6 separate regions of the Homo sapiens genome follow, and regions 1, 2, 4, 5 and 6 are each linked to region 3. Evidence: chromatin contacts called from ENCODE Hi-C or POLR2A ChIA-PET data. All regions are on one chromosome and are shown on one strand. Each heading gives the region's core, a stretch centred on a gene start or an enhancer-like site at or near the end of the contact. The rest is flanking DNA. Distances are from core to core; before and after follow the strand shown.

The links. Hi-C counts contacts between places; a loop is a spot of excess contacts on that map. ChIA-PET counts read pairs that join two places held with the same protein, here RNA polymerase II (POLR2A). Pooled maps may share reads with other maps.
Region 1: a loop to region 3 is called in a map of CD8-positive, alpha-beta T cell, with 7 times the contacts of the local background. The contact joins the promoter of FNBP4 here to the promoter of LRP4-AS1 in region 3. A Hi-C loop is called at or near these places in 1 of 168 maps with a recorded cell type or tissue (CD8-positive, alpha-beta T cell), 1 of 37 single-sample maps with no recorded cell type and 9 of 50 pooled maps.
Region 2: a loop to region 3 is called in a map with no recorded cell type, with 20 times the contacts of the local background. The contact joins the promoter of MTCH2 here to the promoter of LRP4-AS1 in region 3. A Hi-C loop is called at or near these places in 1 of 37 single-sample maps with no recorded cell type and 8 of 50 pooled maps. POLR2A ChIA-PET finds 5 or more read pairs at or near these places in 1 of 52 experiments (activated T-cell).
Region 4: a pooled map shows a loop between it and region 3 (11-fold over the local background). The contact joins the promoter of CRY2 here to the promoter of LRP4-AS1 in region 3. A Hi-C loop is called at or near these places in 7 of 50 pooled maps. POLR2A ChIA-PET finds 5 or more read pairs at or near these places in 2 of 52 experiments (activated B cell and activated CD8-positive, alpha-beta memory T cell).
Region 5: a pooled map shows a loop between it and region 3 (8-fold over the local background). The contact joins the promoter of KBTBD4 here to the promoter of LRP4-AS1 in region 3. A Hi-C loop is called at or near these places in 8 of 50 pooled maps.
Region 6: a loop to region 3 is called in a map of naive thymus-derived CD4-positive, alpha-beta T cell, with 2.8 times the contacts of the local background. The contact joins the promoter of CELF1 here to the promoter of LRP4-AS1 in region 3. A Hi-C loop is called at or near these places in 1 of 168 maps with a recorded cell type or tissue (naive thymus-derived CD4-positive, alpha-beta T cell) and 9 of 50 pooled maps. POLR2A ChIA-PET finds 5 or more read pairs at or near these places in 2 of 52 experiments (CD4-positive, alpha-beta T cell and GM12878).

What each region holds. Positions count from the first base shown.
Region 1 is chr11:47,766,079-47,768,778 of GRCh38, reverse strand. FNBP4 (formin binding protein 4) reads left to right here and starts at 1,438. Exons shown (of 17, transcript NM_015308.5): 1 at 1,438-1,710. The coding sequence starts at 1,491. RefSeq lists a silencer at 1,424-2,033 and enhancers at 1,223-2,147, 2,294-2,353, 2,148-2,700.
Region 2 is chr11:47,641,190-47,643,889 of GRCh38, reverse strand. MTCH2 (mitochondrial carrier 2) reads left to right here and starts at 1,331. Exons shown (of 13, transcript NM_014342.4): 1 at 1,331-1,511. The coding sequence starts at 1,425. RefSeq lists a silencer at 1,141-1,410.
Region 3 is chr11:46,845,048-46,847,747 of GRCh38, reverse strand. It overlaps LRP4-AS1 (LRP4 antisense RNA 1), which reads right to left and starts at 1,337. Exons shown (of 3, transcript NR_038909.1): 1 at 1,249-1,337; 2 at 1,031-1,138. CKAP5 (cytoskeleton associated protein 5) reads left to right here and starts at 1,468. Exons shown (of 44, transcript NM_001008938.4): 1 at 1,468-1,528. RefSeq lists enhancers at 1,074-1,193, 1,648-2,225 and silencers at 1,404-1,483, 1,664-1,813.
Region 4 is chr11:45,846,210-45,848,909 of GRCh38, reverse strand. CRY2 (cryptochrome circadian regulator 2) reads right to left here and starts at 1,435. Exons shown (of 12, transcript NM_021117.5): 1 at 1,205-1,435. The coding sequence starts at 1,419. RefSeq lists a silencer at 665-774 and enhancers at 723-1,244, 1,175-1,414, 1,775-1,824, 1,875-1,984.
Region 5 is chr11:47,577,720-47,580,419 of GRCh38, reverse strand. KBTBD4 (kelch repeat and BTB domain containing 4) reads left to right here and starts at 1,450. Exons shown (of 4, transcript NM_018095.6): 1 at 1,450-1,487; 2 at 2,392-2,700. The coding sequence starts at 1,469. It overlaps NDUFS3 (NADH:ubiquinone oxidoreductase core subunit S3), which reads right to left and starts at 1,346. Exons shown (of 7, transcript NM_004551.3): 1 at 1,262-1,346; 2 at 1,086-1,151. The coding sequence starts at 1,328. RefSeq lists enhancers at 573-1,231, 1,300-1,539, 1,232-1,891.
Region 6 is chr11:47,551,874-47,554,573 of GRCh38, reverse strand. CELF1 (CUGBP Elav-like family member 1) reads left to right here and starts at 1,442. Exons shown (of 15, transcript NM_001376376.1): 1 at 1,442-1,582. RefSeq lists silencers at 1,167-1,696, 1,767-1,856 and enhancers at 1,204-1,879, 2,555-2,700.

The sequences.
Region 1 (2,700 bases), core at 189-2,688, 920 kb before region 3:
GGAGTTTGAGGATGCAGTGGGCTATAATCATGCCACGTTACTCCAACCTGGATGACAGAGCAAGACACGTTTAAAAATAAAATTAGAAATAATCATTTTAAAAGATCAAATGCAATTCTACGTGTAAAGTGCTTGGTGACTGACACATAGAGCTCAGTAAGTATTAGATATTTTTAGTGGGAACTGAGCTGCTGCGGATATAAAAATAAATACCACTCGCATTCCTTAGTTTAGAGGGGAGACGGATGTCAACAGGATGTCAAGTGCCAGGGAGAGGCTGGGCAGGAGAGGTCACGCCTGCACTGCGTCTGCATTGCGCCCTGATGAAACAATAAAAGACTTTCATCATGTGATGCAGTAATTATTCCAGTCAGTGCAAAGGAAAAGTGAGGGAGGTGATGCTCCAAGTGGCGGGCTCCAGAGGCAGGAGACGGGAGAGGGGGCAGTGTTAAAGCAAGGGTAAATTAAAGCATGTTGACGATAGTAGTACAAAACTGGTAAGGTTCCTGTATGCCATCCCAACAATTTTAGGCTTTTTCCTTGTAGGTAGTGGAGTATCTCGTGATTTTTCCCAGCTAATAAGCGAGAAAATATGAGACATCTATTTGTGTGCTGCAGGAAATTACAAAAGCGTAAAAGACCCACTGTCCCATTTAATGTTCAATGCTATACCCAAAGTAAGCCACAATAATCCGGGCGAAACGTGGGGAAGGGCTCAGAAAACAGCACACCTTTCTTTTTTTTCTTGAGACAGTCTCACTCTGTCACCCAGGGTGGGGTGCAGTGGCGCGATCTCGGCTCACTGTAACCTTTGCCGCCGGGTTCATGCGATTCGCCTGCCTCAGTCTCCCGACTAGCTAGGATTACAGGCGCCTGCCACCGCGCCCGACTAAATCTTTTGTATTTTTAGTAGAGACGGGGTTTCACCATCTTGGACAAGCTGGTCTTGAACTCCTGACCTCGTGATCCACCCGCCTCGGCCTCCCAAAGTGTTGAGATTACAGGCGTGAGTGAGCTGGGCCCAGCAGCACACCTTTCTAGAAGACAGACAACATGAAACTCTAGGCCGAGAATAGCCACAAGATGGAGGACAAGTAGGCAAAGAAAAGGCTTGGGGAAAGCGCATGGGTGGAACCCGACGGAAGTGGGGAAGTCGTTCTAATTCAGGCCCTACCGCACTATTGGCTGGACTCTCACCCTTTTTCCTTTTCCATTGGCCACCGGTCCCTTCTCTGGGTCAAAACAGCCAATCGCCTAGCGCAGTTGGTAATCCCGCCCTTTCTCCTGGTGAGGAGGAGCCAGAAGAGCCGAAGGGTCCGAGGCGCTTGCGCAAGCGCGTGCTCCGCTGGTTGAAAGCGGATCCGGGCTGGAGGCGGTGTCACGGTGTATGAATATTGATTACGCGTCGCAGCGCCCAGGGCCCAGCGCCCAGCCTCCAGTGCCCGCCCCTCTCGGCCGCCCGACGCTCTCTGCTCGCGCTTGGGCTCGCGATGGGGAAGAAGTCCCGGGCGGTACCCGGCCGTAGGCCCATCCTGCAACTCTCTCCGCCGGGTCCTCGGGGCAGCACGCCGGGCCGGGACCCGGAGCCGGAACCCGACACTGAGCCGGACTCAACCGCGGCGGTCCCCAGCCAGCCCGCCCCGTCGGCGGCGACGACCACCACCACCGCGGTGACTGCCGCCGCGGCCTCGGACGACTCGCCTTCAGAAGGCAAGGGTGCGCGGGGGGACCTGAACTCGAGCTCAGGGCTTGCGGCCTAGGCTCCTCACGGCGCCTGGCCAGACCCGGCGAGGGAGGCGGGCGAGGTCGGCTTCCGAGGCCTGCCTGCTGCGGGCCTGCAGGCGGGGCGGCCCTGGGCTCCGGGCCGCAGAAGGGCCAGGCCGAGTTCTGCGCCCTCGGCCCGGGCCAAGCCCGAGGCGCCATCTGTGGTGCAGGGCTTGCCCCGGGAACGTTTGAAATATGACCGAAGTTCGGGCATCCTGAGTCTCCCAAACGCCCCGGGTCGGTTTTGGGTAACGCAGAGGGTGGATGTGAGGATGAGTTTCCGCGTGCGCGGCCTGTGACTGTGGGCCAGGCCTTTCCACACGTCATCTGCCTCCTTTCGGTTTTGTCGAAACGGGGATAGAGACGTTTAGAAAAAGCTCTTAATATTCCAGCTAGTAAGCATCCCCACACTAGCAGAACTGCTGGAGAAATGGAGCTGGTAGGTTCCTAAGTATTTGTGTGGTTCTCACTGGAGTGGTGCTTAGATTAAAAGTGACTCCAGGACTAGGCGCCGGAGAAGCCGCGACCGTTTCACATGTTCAGAGATCACGCTGGTTCGTTAATTGGAAAAAATCCGCAATAGCAGTGTTTGGTGTGTCTTGTAAAGGTCCTATCATAGCCTGGAGAATACTTACTGTTTTTGTATGTATTTGTAAGTATTGCAGATGTAACTTTTTAAGAGTTTTGTTTTGTTTTTTTCGAGACAATGTCTCAATCTGTCGCCCAGGCTGGAGTGCAGTGGCGCGATCTTGGGCTCACTGCAACCTCCACCTCCCGGGTTCAAGCGATCCTCCCGCCTTAGCCTCCTGGGTAGCTGGGACTACAGGACCCTGCCACCATGCCCGGCTAATTTTTGTATTTTCAGTAGAGACGGAGTTCATGTTTCCCGGGCTGGTCTCGAACTCCAGGGCTCAAGCGATCATTACAGGCGAGAGC
Region 2 (2,700 bases), core at 82-2,581, 800 kb before region 3:
TTAAAAAAAACCCTTTCCTATGCATAATTTCACTTAATGCTCATAATAACCCTGAGAGATACACAGTAGTGTTAGATTTAGATACAAAAACTGGAAATTAAAGTAGCTAAAATGACAAATGGATGCAGTGGAAAAGCCAGGATCCAAATCCAAGTCTTTCCCCTACAGTACTTCACTCTGCTCCAAGCTCAGATTCACCAAATGTTGTTTGATAGAACACGTGAGCTGGGGCTGAAGGAGCAGGGACAATGCCTTTTTCACTTTTGCCTCTGATAGCCTGTAGACTGGTAGGCACTGAAGTATTTGTTCACTTGTGCAATAAATATTTATTGAGCACCTCGTATGTGCTGGGCACTGAAAACACAACCGTGAACAGAGGCTGTCACGGTTCCTGAACTCATGGAGCTTTCATTCCAGTGGAGGAGACATAATTTCAGTGATAATGCTACGACGGGGCACAATGTGGGAGAAAATAAGAGGGAGGTGGCCAGGCGCGATGGCTCCTCACTCCTGTAATCCCAGCACTTTGGGAGGCCAAGGCGGGTGAATCACGAGGTCAGGAGTTTGAGACCAGCCCGGCCAACATCGTGAAACCCCGTCTCTACTAAATAGACAAAAATTAGCCGGGCGTGGTGGCGTGTGCGTGTAATCCCAGCTACTAGGGAGGCTGAGGCAGGAGCATTGCTTGAACCTGGGAGGCGAAGGTTGCAGTGAGCTGAGATCGGGCCACTGCACTCCAGCCTGGGTGACAGAGCGAGACTCCGTCTCAAAAAAAAAAAAAAAAAGAAAGAAAAAGAAAAGGGGGAGGTAATTTTAGAATGGTCAGAGAAGGTTTTTTTGAAAAGATAACATTAATCAAACGAATAAATGAATGAAAAGCCACTCGCTAGCGGATTCATTATTTGCTATACTTATTTAGAGTTTGTCAGTCACGAGACTGTTACGGCTCTGATGCTGAGTATCTTTTGAATCCTATGTTGATGATGCCCAAAAGGCAAGTGCAGAGATGAAGCATAATGAAGAATCCTTTTCAATTTCTTTTCAGTCCTCTGACCTTGCCTCTGCCGTCACGGTCACACTCCCCCACTGACACTCCCATTCTTCTGTTTCCGGACACTTGCGGCCTGGAAGCGCATGTGCAAGAGAAACCGTCATTCCTGGTGAAGGGCGAGCCCCCGGCAGAACGCATGCGCCTCTGTCCCTTAAGCCCCGCCCCGACCTCAGCGCCCCCTCGCGAGCGCCTGCCGTTTCTCGGGGCGGGACGGGGGGGCGGGGACTGGGCGGAGAGGCGCGTGCTGCTGCGTGCGTGCGCGCGCGCCGCGGGCGGGCCAGTGAAACCGGCGGCCCTGGCACGTGACCTAGGACCGGCTCACCGGGTCGCTTGGTGGCTCCGTCTGTCTGTCCGTCCGCCCGCGGGTGCCATCATGGCGGACGCGGCCAGTCAGGTGCTCCTGGGCTCCGGTCTCACCATCCTGTCCCAGCCGCTCATGTACGTGAAAGTGCTCATCCAGGTATGAGGCGTCGCCGCTCCCTACCCCGCCCGGCGCCCCGTTCGGTCGCTGCTGCTCAGGGCGCCTGAGGATCGGCTCAGCCTTGCGGGCCTTTCATTCTCCCGAGATGCTGCTGCTCCTCCGCTGCCCTTTACCTCCCCGCAGGGACAGCTTCCTCAGTCCCGCGGCCCCGCTTGGGGGCCTCGCCGAGCCCTCGCCTCGCCGCCCAGCGTTGAGGCCCTCTCCTCCCTTAGCCAACCGCCACCCGGCCCTGCCCTGCCCGGCGGATCCTCTGAACTTTGGTTCTTCGTCACTGAGGTGGATCCTGGCCGGTCGCCACCAAAGGCTTCCGAACCCTCCCTCTCGCCCCTCCGAAATTCACATTCACCACTACTCCCCCCAAAATCTCAGACGCAAAACACGAAATACTCAGTTGAAGACAAATGTGAAGTTAGGTGGGAACCAACATTTTATTTTTTATTCCTTTTTTTTTTCTTTTTATGCTACTGTTACTACTGCTTTTCTGTTCCGAGGTTTTCGCACCAGATACTGAGAGAAACACAAGGAGCTCATTCAGAAGTGTTAATGAAGGGGTTGCTCTGTCAGATTTCGGAAGGATGCATTGAGCGCTTTCCAGCAGCGGCCCATGTGGCTCCTGACAATGAAAATCACATTTGTCAGAGCTGGAAATTAGTGAAGCTGAGTTTTAGCGAGTTTAAACATGGGAGTTAGTTTCTAATCTACTGTCAAATAATTATTACATGGTATTTTATATTCACATGCAGGTAGGCCAAGTAAGTGATAGACTTAGTGTTTCCAGTTCCTTTGCTATATCCCTGTAATGGGCAGGTCATTCTTTTTTTTATGCTTTTACTGAGAGTTGACATAATTACCTCATGCACTGTGCCTAGGAATGGAACAGTTTTTAGAACCCCTGTCTCGCCGTCTACTTTTCTGTAAAAAATAGGCAAGACACTAGAGAGGGCCCCATTTCTTATTCTTGAGTTGTTGGGAATCCAAATTATTTCTTGCTGAGTAGACCTGTGTGAATTCAGATTCCATATGTTAAAGGCTATTGCAAATAAATTCTTTGTACTTAGAACAAAGACTGATTAGAATGTACTGTAACATCCAAAACAGAATTGGCACATTTGGGGCTAGATAGCATCGGAGGTGACAGCATGTTGCAGTATATAGTAAGAACCCTTGG
Region 3 (2,700 bases), core at 88-2,587:
ACTCAGGAGGCTGAGGCAGGAGAATCGCTTGAACACGGGAGGCGGAGGTTGCAGTGAGCTGAGATTGCGCCACTGCACTCCAGCCTGGGCGACAGAGCGAGACTGTCTCAAAAAAAAAAAAAAAAAAAGCAGTATTGCAGTAAACATCCTTGTACATTTTTCTTTGCATACTTGCACAGATCTGTACGATAAATTCCTCATAGTGGATTACTGGGCCAGAACTAGATTATGTACATTTTAGTAACTGTCAAATTGTCCTCCTAAAGGTTTGTACCAATTATACTCTTACCAATATTGACTTTGAGTGTCCATTTTTCCAAATCTCTTTATATTTTTAAAAACAGAGATGGGGTCTTGATAGCAAGACCCAGGTTGGTCTTGAACTCCTGGCCTCAAGCAATCCTCCTGCCTCGGCCTCCCAAAGCGCTAGGATTACAGGCATAAGCCATTGCACCCAGCCTGTTTTTCCAAATCTTGACCAACCAAAGGCTGTTGAACTTTTTCATCTCTGCCAACTTGACAATGAAAAAACATGTAATTGTTTCATTTACTTTTATCCATCCTCTCTCCATCTTTTAGCCTGTTGGGAATCTACACATTCTTTAAATCCTAGGTTAAAAATTCATCTTCCTCACAGATCCTCCCCCATCAAATTTCTCCTGTCTCTAAGCATTTATAGCTTTTCATTTATACAGTTATTACACTGCTTTGAATTTTAGTGACTAGTCTGTATGTTATATTCCTCCAACCACTGTAGATTACAAATTCCTTGGAAGTAAGGACCTGAACTCATTCACAGAAACACTGAATGTAGAGCTAAGCTAAAATTCTGGAGATCATGTTAACCAAGCCTCTCGTTTTTATAAGGGAATATTAAGCATTTGCAGGATGCGTTACAGTTCACAAAGGCTTTTCTCAGACATTCTATTAGTTATATTAACTCCTCCATTAAATTGTAAGGGAAACATCGTTATCCCATTTTACAGATAAGGAAACAACTCCAGAAGATTTACTGAGAAAAGTGATTTACTCAGAACAGTTCCAAGGTCAGAATCCAGCATCCTGGCTTCATTCGCTGTTACTTCCACGACATCTCAGCTGCCTCTGGTTTCCCTCACAGCACTTAGCTTCACAATCTCTAGGGAATGAAATGACCAAAAAAAATTGTCGGGTGTTGACAGCAGCCTGAACATCTGTAATTAAATAAAGCAAACATGCTGACGACCAAGGATGCCCGGGTCTACACACATTCTTTCGCCTTTCTTTCTGGAGTCGGCAGACTTGCCCCCGGCAGCGACCAGCGTCCCCACCCGTGCAGGCGGCGTCTGGTCCAGAGGGAAACACGGCTGCGCGCGGCCCCTTTAAGGCTGCGGGCGGCGCGTGCCCACAGGCCTTTCAAATGGACCAATAAAAGTCCGATGGGCGGTCCGTCGAGGACCAATAAAGAACGAGGACACTGCGGGGTGTGCGGCGGCCCAAGCGGTTTCAAACGGCTTAGAGCAGGCCGCTTGGTTCTGACCCAGCTGAGGTGAGTGGTCGGTGGGCCTGCCCCACCCGCGAGGCCCTCGAGTGCAGGCATCGCGCGCGCAGAGGAGCCCCTGAATCCTGGGCGGCTGGAGGTCTCCAGACGCGCGCCCCACTTGCCCCACGAACCCGGCAGGTCTGAGGCGGCGAAGCGAGCCGGAGGCCGGGGGACCTGCGGCGGGCAGGGCCGGGGGCGTGGGCGCTCGTGTGCGGCGGAGGCCGGGGTTGGGCTCCAGGTGGCCAGAGCGCGCCGCAGCGTGGCGCGGGTGGCAGCGTCCGCGGGGCGCGGGCGGTGCAGGGCCGCGCCTGGCGGCAGCGATTTACCAAGACTAGGGCGGGGGCCCCGAGAGCCGGCCCTGCTAGAGTGCCTCTCGCGTAATTGTCAAGTGAATGAATAAGTAAGCGCCTACGAGGGCTGTGGTGGTTGCGAAGGGCCTTGTCGCCCTGGAGCAAGGACAGCGGCACCGGGGCCTGGCCGCACACCTGTGTCCCTGCTGGCTTGCTGCGATGTGAACGATTCCGATCATCCACCACCCCGCCCTTAACGACTGGCTTTCTCTCTCTCAACGTGTCGGGAGCGTTCTGGTGTCCTTCCAGCCCTGGAGGTGTTGGGGAACCAATACAATAGCCAGCAGTGTGGGTTGGGCCTTGCTACTTTAAGGTCGGGCTCGGTGAACTAGATTCTTACTTTTGAGCTCTCCCCTCTACTTGTAATCGTGGTAATTGTTGAGCAGGATTGAAATGCATTCCGTTGTGTTTCTTGGATAGAAAATGATGAAAGGGTTGTTGCCAGAGTGGCTAGTGTGTGTTAGAAAATATATTCGTGTTGATGAATCTTAACAATGAGTTTTTTATTCAGCATCAATAGAGGTTGAAGTGGTTTTTGCAGAACTTGCCCCAAATTTATGCGTGGCTCTAATTTAATTCTCATGGGACCAAGGCATCAAATCTTGGCCCAGAAATGCTGCCTGTCTTATGCATAATTATAGTAATTGAAAACTCATTTTTAGAAAGGTGAGCTCCTCCTTCCTCCATTTTCATCACCCTGAAAAGTCCTTCTTTTGACCTAAAGAGCCAATAAATTAAGCTAAGAATCTTTTGAAACTTTAAGAAATTGTAGAAGACTTTGACTTCTCTGAAGTGACTGGACAAACTGTAATGCTTTTACCAAATTTA
Region 4 (2,700 bases), core at 186-2,685, 1.0 Mb after region 3:
GGCTCTCCACAGGACTCCTTAGTTGTTCCTTCTGGGCAGGAGGGGACACTGAACAGGCCCACTGCTAGCAGCACTCACTCTCTTAGCAGGGCACACACCTTGGAGAGAAAAGAATGGTGTGCCGAGAGCCACGGTATCCTGGAAATAACCCTGTCCATCGATGCAACAAGGCCACAAGCAAACATTCCCCAGAACAATGCAAACAAACCGAGCGACTGCCACTAGGTGTTCTGAAGAGCGATGGGTACATTATGTCTCAAAACTCTTTAGTTTGAATACTGTTTACAGTGAAAATACACTAACGACCTGTTCATCTTTTTCCATGATCATGTCGACTCCATCTCCTGGGGGGTCATCAGAGGGGCCCTTGATATCATGGCTTTCCTGCTCCCTAACCTTACCACAACAGTTCATAAAAGTCTCATCTCTAATGGCTCTACTGTCCTCTAAAATCATGACAAGAGGATGACGGGGTGACACTTTGGATTCTTTTAAATTTTTCTATCGAGGTCAAAGCTCCAGAGCAGGGCTTAAAACATTTTGGAGAATCCCCTGGATTCTCTGGAGCTTTGAACATAAAGCGACTCCACCTGAAGACGCCTTTGGCTTCTTTATTTATAATATAGGGGAGAAGACCTTATTTAATGCTAAGCCAGGGTCACTTGACACCCCTAGAGGCAGGACGGTCTGGGTGCAGGGTAGCCAGGATGGGTGGTAGGGCGGATTCAAACGAGCCAGAGGCTTCGGAGTGATCTCCCCGAGCCCAGCAACGGGCTCTTGAAGAATGCGAGCAAAAACCCGTCCCGCCCTCACACTACGTTATCTCCCTTCCGCCCCTCCCTGAGTAGACCGTAAGAGCCCTAGACCAGGAGCCCCTGTTCTGCCACTCACTGGCTACAAGTCCTTGGGCAGGTCGACTTTGGGTCTCCAGGGCTCAAGGGTCTCATCTGTACAACGGGGATCATGATCTCCGTTCCACAGGCAGTTGTGAGGCTCAAAGGGGTAACAGTGCGAACGCGCTTTGTCAGAGGCTGAACCCTGGCCCACCGGCGCGTTAGGACCATGACGAATTACTTCCCCGGTCTCGGCTTCTCCCCTCTGGCCTTCCAGCCGTGGCGGGGTTGGGGGGATCGTGCTGTTCGCCGGTCACCCCAGGGTCAGGGTCCTGGCTGCGTCCCCGCCACCCAGCCCCGGGTCCCCTCACCTCCATCGGTTGATCCCGACTGAGGAGGAGGCCGCGAACCACGGGTCGAGAATGTAAACGCAGCGCACGCAGCGCGCCCCGCGCACGGCCGCCAGCAACGCCGGGTTGTCGTGGAGTCGCAGCCCTTTGCGGAACCAGTGCACCGAAGAGGCGCTGTCCGTGCCGGGCGCTGGCGCCGGGGCCACAGCTGCCGCCGTCGCCACAGTCGCCGCCATGACTGTCCAGACTGCTCCAGCCACCCCCGCTCCGCCCCGGTAGGCGACGTGGACCCCGCCCATAGCCCGCCCAGTGACCTATGACGCCGCAACTCCACCCTTAGTCCCCGCCCACAGGGCCCCAGAGCCCCTCTGCCATTGGCTGAGTGCCTTCCACCTGGCGATTGGCCCAGAGGCGCCGGAACAGGCCCGCCCCCTCACGTTCCTACCATGTGTGGGTCCGCCCGGGTGGAGCTGGCATGCGGACAAGTGACGCAGGCTGGGGCTGTCCGCAGGCTGGGGCTGTCCGCGGAGTGCCGGGAGTAGGCCAAGTCTCAAGGGACAGCGGATCTCTTACCCACGTCCTGTTCAGGGCCTGCTTCTAGAAGAAGCTGCCTGGGCTGGTAGGGGTTGCTGTGACTACAGCCAGTGACTTGCAAGACTGACAGCTGACCTTCCTATTATCACCAACATCGTCACCATCACCATCTACATCATTCTACTACAGCTGCCATTTATTAAGTGCACTTTATATGGCAAGAGACATGATCATCTCCTTACGTAGACGGTCTCATTTACTATTCTCAACTCAGCCCAGTTACATTCATTTAGCGAACCCCAGTGAAAAAGCTGCTGTTGTTTTCGTTTCACAGATGAAGAAAACGGAGGGTGCCGCAGGTTGAGTGACTTATTCAATATCATAAAGCTGCTAAGAGGATTTCACCCAGATTATTCTGATTTCGAAATTTCTGCTTTTATCCACGAAGCTATACTTCTCTTTGTGCGAAGATCCTTGGTAATTCCAAGTGGCAGAGTCTAAGGACGGGGAAGGAGTGCCCTAATATGCAGCAGTAGAGGATTTGGGAGTAAGGACTGGGAATGTGGGGGACTTGAATTGAGATAGTAATTATGCCATCAGATGAATTTATTTTCTTTTAGTCTGTTTAGTAGATCCAGTGTGTGCAAAGCACTGTACTGGATTCCGGGTAGGGTTCAGAGATGTGGAGGACACTGTCCCCATTCTTCTGGGACGCCAGGTGGAACCCTCTTGGGCTAAGACGGCTTAGTCAAGCTGCAGCTTTGGGGTTATCAGGTGGAAAACAGTCTGTTTCAACTTGACCCTAGGTTGAGCCCATGCTTGGAACCCTTCCTGGACCTGGGACAGAGTGATGAAAGCATTTAGTAATTTAGTCTGCAATTTAGTGGCATTAATTGGCACCACTCTCTAAACCAGTGTCACTGCAATCCTAGGCATTCTCTGTCATTTCCAGGGCTTTTCACGAGCTGTTCCAGCAGTCTAGA
Region 5 (2,700 bases), core at 201-2,700, 730 kb before region 3:
TGAAGCACCTTGAGAAAGGTGCATGTGAAAGGTTTCCCTTCTAGGGAATACAGTGATGAAAACTTGGGGAAAGTGCCACCTTAACTACACGGTCCTCAGAAAGACTCTTACTATAGCAGCTGGGGTGTTCACCTCTTCTCAAAATTACTCCACAGTTCTTCCCTCACATTGCCTGCATTTCTGCTAAAGCAGTAGTCTCAGTTCTCCTGTCAGACTAAGAGCTGTTTGAGGATGGGAACTGAACTTTTGCCTCTCTGTAGCTCCTTAGCACGCAAGTTTATACCAGGTTCTCAAGCTAAGAACTTCAGGGCTTGAAGATCCCTCACAGACTCTCTCTCTCCTTAAAAGTGTGTGTGTGTGTGTGTGTCAATGAGAAAACTGAGGCCCAGGTGTGTGTGTGTGTGTGTGTGTGTGTGTGTGTGTGTGTGTGTGTGTCAATGAGAAAACCCAGGAAAGGAGAAATGCCAGGTCTCCTAACTCCCAGTCCGTGTATCTTGACTGTAACATAATATGTACATACTCATTCATGCAACCCTAAACCACTGAGCAATCACACATCACAAGCTACAGAATAATGGTTAGGTGTTTCTGCCTCTGGCAGCAGGCAGGCCTACTTTGTCATTCACTAGGTCTTTGACCCTGGGCAGTTTAATTCTTTGGACTGTTTCCTGATCTATAGTAAGAAGAGTAAGATGCTATCTACCCCATAAGGCTGTTGTGAGGACGAAATAAGATCATTCACTAAAACGCTTAGCGAGGTTCCAGGCACACATTAAGCACTCAATTAACGCTAGGTACTATTATTACAGGGCTCTGAGGCCTAAAGGTTATATTGCTTGCTTTCAAAGAGCTGACAGTTTAATCAGACAAAAAGGGGATGATTGAAATGGACAAGGAACAATCAGGGCCATAACAGGCCTAAGGGCACAGGGAGGGCTCGATTCTGCATGCAGGGTGAAGACCACTGCAAGTCAGATCTCCAAGATTTGCCAGGAGGACGTAGGGAAGGGCATCCTAGGGCAAGGACAGGCATCTAAGGGGCCCCGCCGATAGTTCAGAGAAGAGCGCTGCCCGCACATACTCACGGCGCGTGTCGGCCCCGGCGCTCTCCCGCCTCACCGGCAGCAACAGAACGGAGGGTCGCCCAGTCCCTGCACAGGGAGATAAAAGGCACAGACGCGCGGGATGAGCCCTGAGGAGCTCTCTGCACTGGGCACGCCGCTGCGCCTGACCCCGGTCTCAGCTGGCTGCCCGTGCTCACCCCTGGTCAGCGCCGAGGCCCCCAAGATCCCGCGCCACCACAGCCTGGCTACCGCCGCCGCCGCCATGTTACTCAGATGCAGACTAGGCAGCGGACGGAAAGACAGCAGGACACGGAGCCCCAAGGGCACGGACCGGAAACGGAAGTGTGCAGCAGATCTTCTTCCGGGCGGACGTGGAGCCGGAAGCGGAGGTTCCGGGCTCCGGGATGAAAGGAGGGAACGCAGGTGAGAAAGCGAGACAGGCAGGTAGGGAAATCGTGAGGTGAGCGTGGTCCTAGCTCCTTGTGGCAGAGCCTAGAGAGAAGGCGAGGACGCTGAAGAACCAGGCGGGTGAGAGGAGGGGAGGGGGCGGGCGTTTTGGGTTCTACGCTACACACCCCTCCCCCGCTCTCTGAGCCAAGCTTTTGACGAGGGCGGGCGGGCCTGAGCGGGAAGAACGGTTTCCCTGGCGACCGTTTCCAAGACGACTCAAGGTGGAGCGGGGACATTGCACAGGGTGATGGGCCTCCCAGTGCCCCGGCCTGGGGGCGGATGGACTCAAGTTCTGGGACGCAGCCATAGGGAGTCTTTCGAGCGAGCGGGGAAGTGTGGGGGAAGCAGCTCAGAAGAGAGCAAATGTAAGACCCACGGATATCCCAGGCTAGGCTTCATATGGAGCGTCTTAACTCCATGCGCTGGGAAGGAGAGGACCTGGCCACTAGGCCGGGGCCAGGGGTCCTTTTTGTCTGATTCTACTGCCCCTGAGCTTCACTAGTTTTATGCCCCAGTTATTTGGTTAGTAAGGCTTTTACGATCACAGGCCTCTCCCAGCCCTTTGCTTTCATATATTGACCTAAATCCCAAGTCTTTTGTTAACATTATGGAAAGGAATTATTCCGTGTTTTCTCAGGAAAACACCCAGAGTTGGAACTTTTATTTATATCATTAGCGGAGGGGCGCCACTGGGGATAACGAACCCAGATTTGGTTAAAGGATAGCGTCAGGGACATCATGGACAGGGCCAGGACTAAGGCCAATCTGGACCCACTTTGCTCTCACTTCTTCCTTTTCCCTCCCTGAGTTGGACAGTTGGATTCACAGACTATGGCTGTGAATTCCTCAGGTTACTCAAGATGGTGTTGCTTTGCAGACAGCTGGCAGAGAGAGAAGTTGGCTAGCATGGAATCACCAGAGGAGCCTGGAGCATCCATGGATGAGAACTACTTTGTGAACTACACTTTCAAAGATCGGTCACATTCAGGCCGTGTGGCTCAAGGCATCATGAAACTGTGTCTAGAGGAGGAGCTCTTTGCTGATGTCACCATTTCGGTGGAAGGCCGGGAGTTTCAGCTCCATCGGCTGGTCCTCTCAGCTCAGAGCTGCTTCTTCCGATCCATGTTCACTTCCAACCTGAAGGAGGCCCACAACCGGGTGATTGTGCTGCAGGATGTCAGCGAGT
Region 6 (2,700 bases), core at 193-2,692, 710 kb before region 3:
AGCAGTGTAAAATAGAGTGCTTAGGGAAGACTGGACTGAGAAGGTGACACTTAAGTCAAAGTCTGAAGGAGGTGAGGAAGTGAGCCATGTGGATATCCACATGATTCTATGGAGCACAAAAGGAGACAGACTCTCTGCTTGAAACATTTCTACAACCTATAGCAGCAAATATATGGTAATATTTGTGACAACATTCTGTAAGCTATAATGGTCTATAAATATAGGATGTTTTCAGTCAACTACACATAAAACTATTAACAAGAACAAGATCATATATCAGCATTATGAATGTATATAAAACTACCCAGTACAATTAGGGAATATGATCATGTACAATTTAAGGACTATATGGTACCAGAAAAACTCTGGTTAGTTTTTTTCCCCCCCAAAGGCGAAAGAGGAAAACCCTTGAGGCTTCTGCTTGGAAGCCCACTTGTTGTTTGTGGTAAGGTAGGATATAATCAGTATTTGTGGGTATAAAAATTATATTCTCTGGGAAGCCAGATGATGTTAGAGAGAAACCATCCCATGAGTTATTTGCATGTTGATGGGGCCAAAAGCTTCCAGAACAAAGTTTTCTTTCTTAATCTGCATTTAACTGCCTCACAAGGTCTGGAACCTAGGAATAAATGTTGGCTTAAACAACAACAACAACAACAACAAATTGTACTGCTTGCGTTCCATCTAGACCCAGGGATTCCAGAGTAACTCAGGAGGAAGTCTTTAGAGACCTAACCTGAGTTAAGAAAAAAAAATATATATATATATTTTTTTTTCGGTAAAAGCAGGTTATGGCTGGGCAATCGGTCTCTTAATAGAATCTTTGTGAACTTCCTTATGTCGCAGCGATCGTTGCCAGGTTGTGCGTTCACACTGATTATCTTGCTAAAAAGCACTCCCTGCACTTGGAACACACATATTCACATCCCAGCAAAGAAGGAAGGCCTGGATGCTGTTGCTTGTCTGCTGGGGCAAAAAGGGGCGTGCCATGTGCCCAACGCTGGCCAAGCACCAGTCACTCACTCATCCATTTATTCAACAAATATCTTATTATGCTCCTATTCAGTGCCCAGTAGGGGTGCCTCCTTGCCCACCAGGGTCATCTAGAGCTCCTGTGGGTGCGATGGGCGGAGTCGAGAACTTCAGATTCCCAGGCCTGGCTCTTCCCTCCAGTAGGGATCGGAGACAAAGAGATGCGCCCCTGCAGCTCCCTAGGTTGAGGGCTCCGCCCGCGGCCCCAGGGGCTTAGGTGCGGCTGCTCCTCCACTTCCCAGCCCGAGGGGGCGCTGCAGCGCCCGGCGCTCGGCCCGCCCCTACGCCGCGCTCCGCTCGCATCGGCGCTGCGGGCGGCGCCGCGGTGATACGTTCCCCCTCGCCGCGCTCCCCCTCCTCCTCTGCCCTCCCCGCCGGTGGTAGGTGCCGGAAGTGCCGCCATTTTGGGGTGTTCTGCTCTGGCGGCAGCGGCAGCGGCGGCGGGACGCGGAGGCTCCCCCGGGATTCGGCCTCAGCAGCGAGGCGGCGGCGGCGGCTGCGGAGGCGCAGGCAGCAACTGAGGCAGCGGCAGGCTCAGGTGCAGCCGCTGGTGAGTGCTGCGGCCGCAGGATAACGGGCCGCGGGAGGGAGGGAGGGGAAAAAAGGCAAGAGGGAGGCGCCGCGGGGCGGGTCCGGTTAGGGAGGCCGCGGGTCACAGGGCCCTCCGGGCGCGGCCTTTTCTCGTTCCCTGCGTCCTGGGGTAGGGCTGCGATCTCCTCCTGCATGTCGGGGTCCCCGGCTCCCCGGGTCCTGTCGCGTTTGCCCAGCGCGTGCCCCCGCGCCCAGGGAGACCCGCCCTCCTCGTGGCTTTGCTTCCTCTCCCCGCGCCCTTTACCTTCACTCTCTAGGCTCAGAGGCCTCGTGCCCTGCCCAGGGCCAGCTCCGTTTTCCTCGTCTTTCTGGCTGCCGTGCTGGACCCAGGCTACCTGCCCGGGACACCCCATCTCTGCCCCTGTCGTCTCACGTGTTCTTAGTGTCCACTCCTGTGGGTGCCGAAGGGTCCGCGCCCCTAGAAGGCAGCGCTTTTCCCGAGCCTCGAGAGCCCCTCGTTCCTCGCCCCAGATCCGCTACGGCCTTGGCTCGCCCTCCCCCCACATCAGGTGCTCACCCAGTCGTGGCCTAGTAGCTGGGCAGGAATCTCGCACCCGGGAGCGGGAGGAGCACATTAAAGCGCTTTCTTCGCTAGGGACCAGGCTTTGATTTTAAAGCCAGTGGTGTCGTGGTTGTGGTCCTCCGGGTAGGATGTTGTTGTAATTCTTGGAGACCATTACACATGCACCAAGGAGCTTCTCATTGGTTTAGGCTCATACCCATAGTTGAGGGGAATGTGGTAAGATTTTGACTGGAATCTGTTTCCGCAAAATGGAATCTCTTTCTCGCCAGGAGAGAGCTGTAGGTTTATTACCTTCGAGTAAAAAGGCTGTATAACAGTTTTAAAGAGCATGAAATGCTTTATAATGTGTGCAGTGTAAGAGGTTACAAATAATGAATCTTTTACAAGAACTTCATCTTTTTTTTTTTTTTTTTTAAGACGGAGTTTCGCTCTTGTTGCTTAGGCTGGAGTGCAGTGGCGCTATCTCGGCTCACTGCAACCTCCCCAGGTTCAAGCAATTCTCCTGCCTCAGCCTCCCAAGTAGCTGGGATTACAGGCATGTGCCACCAGGCCTG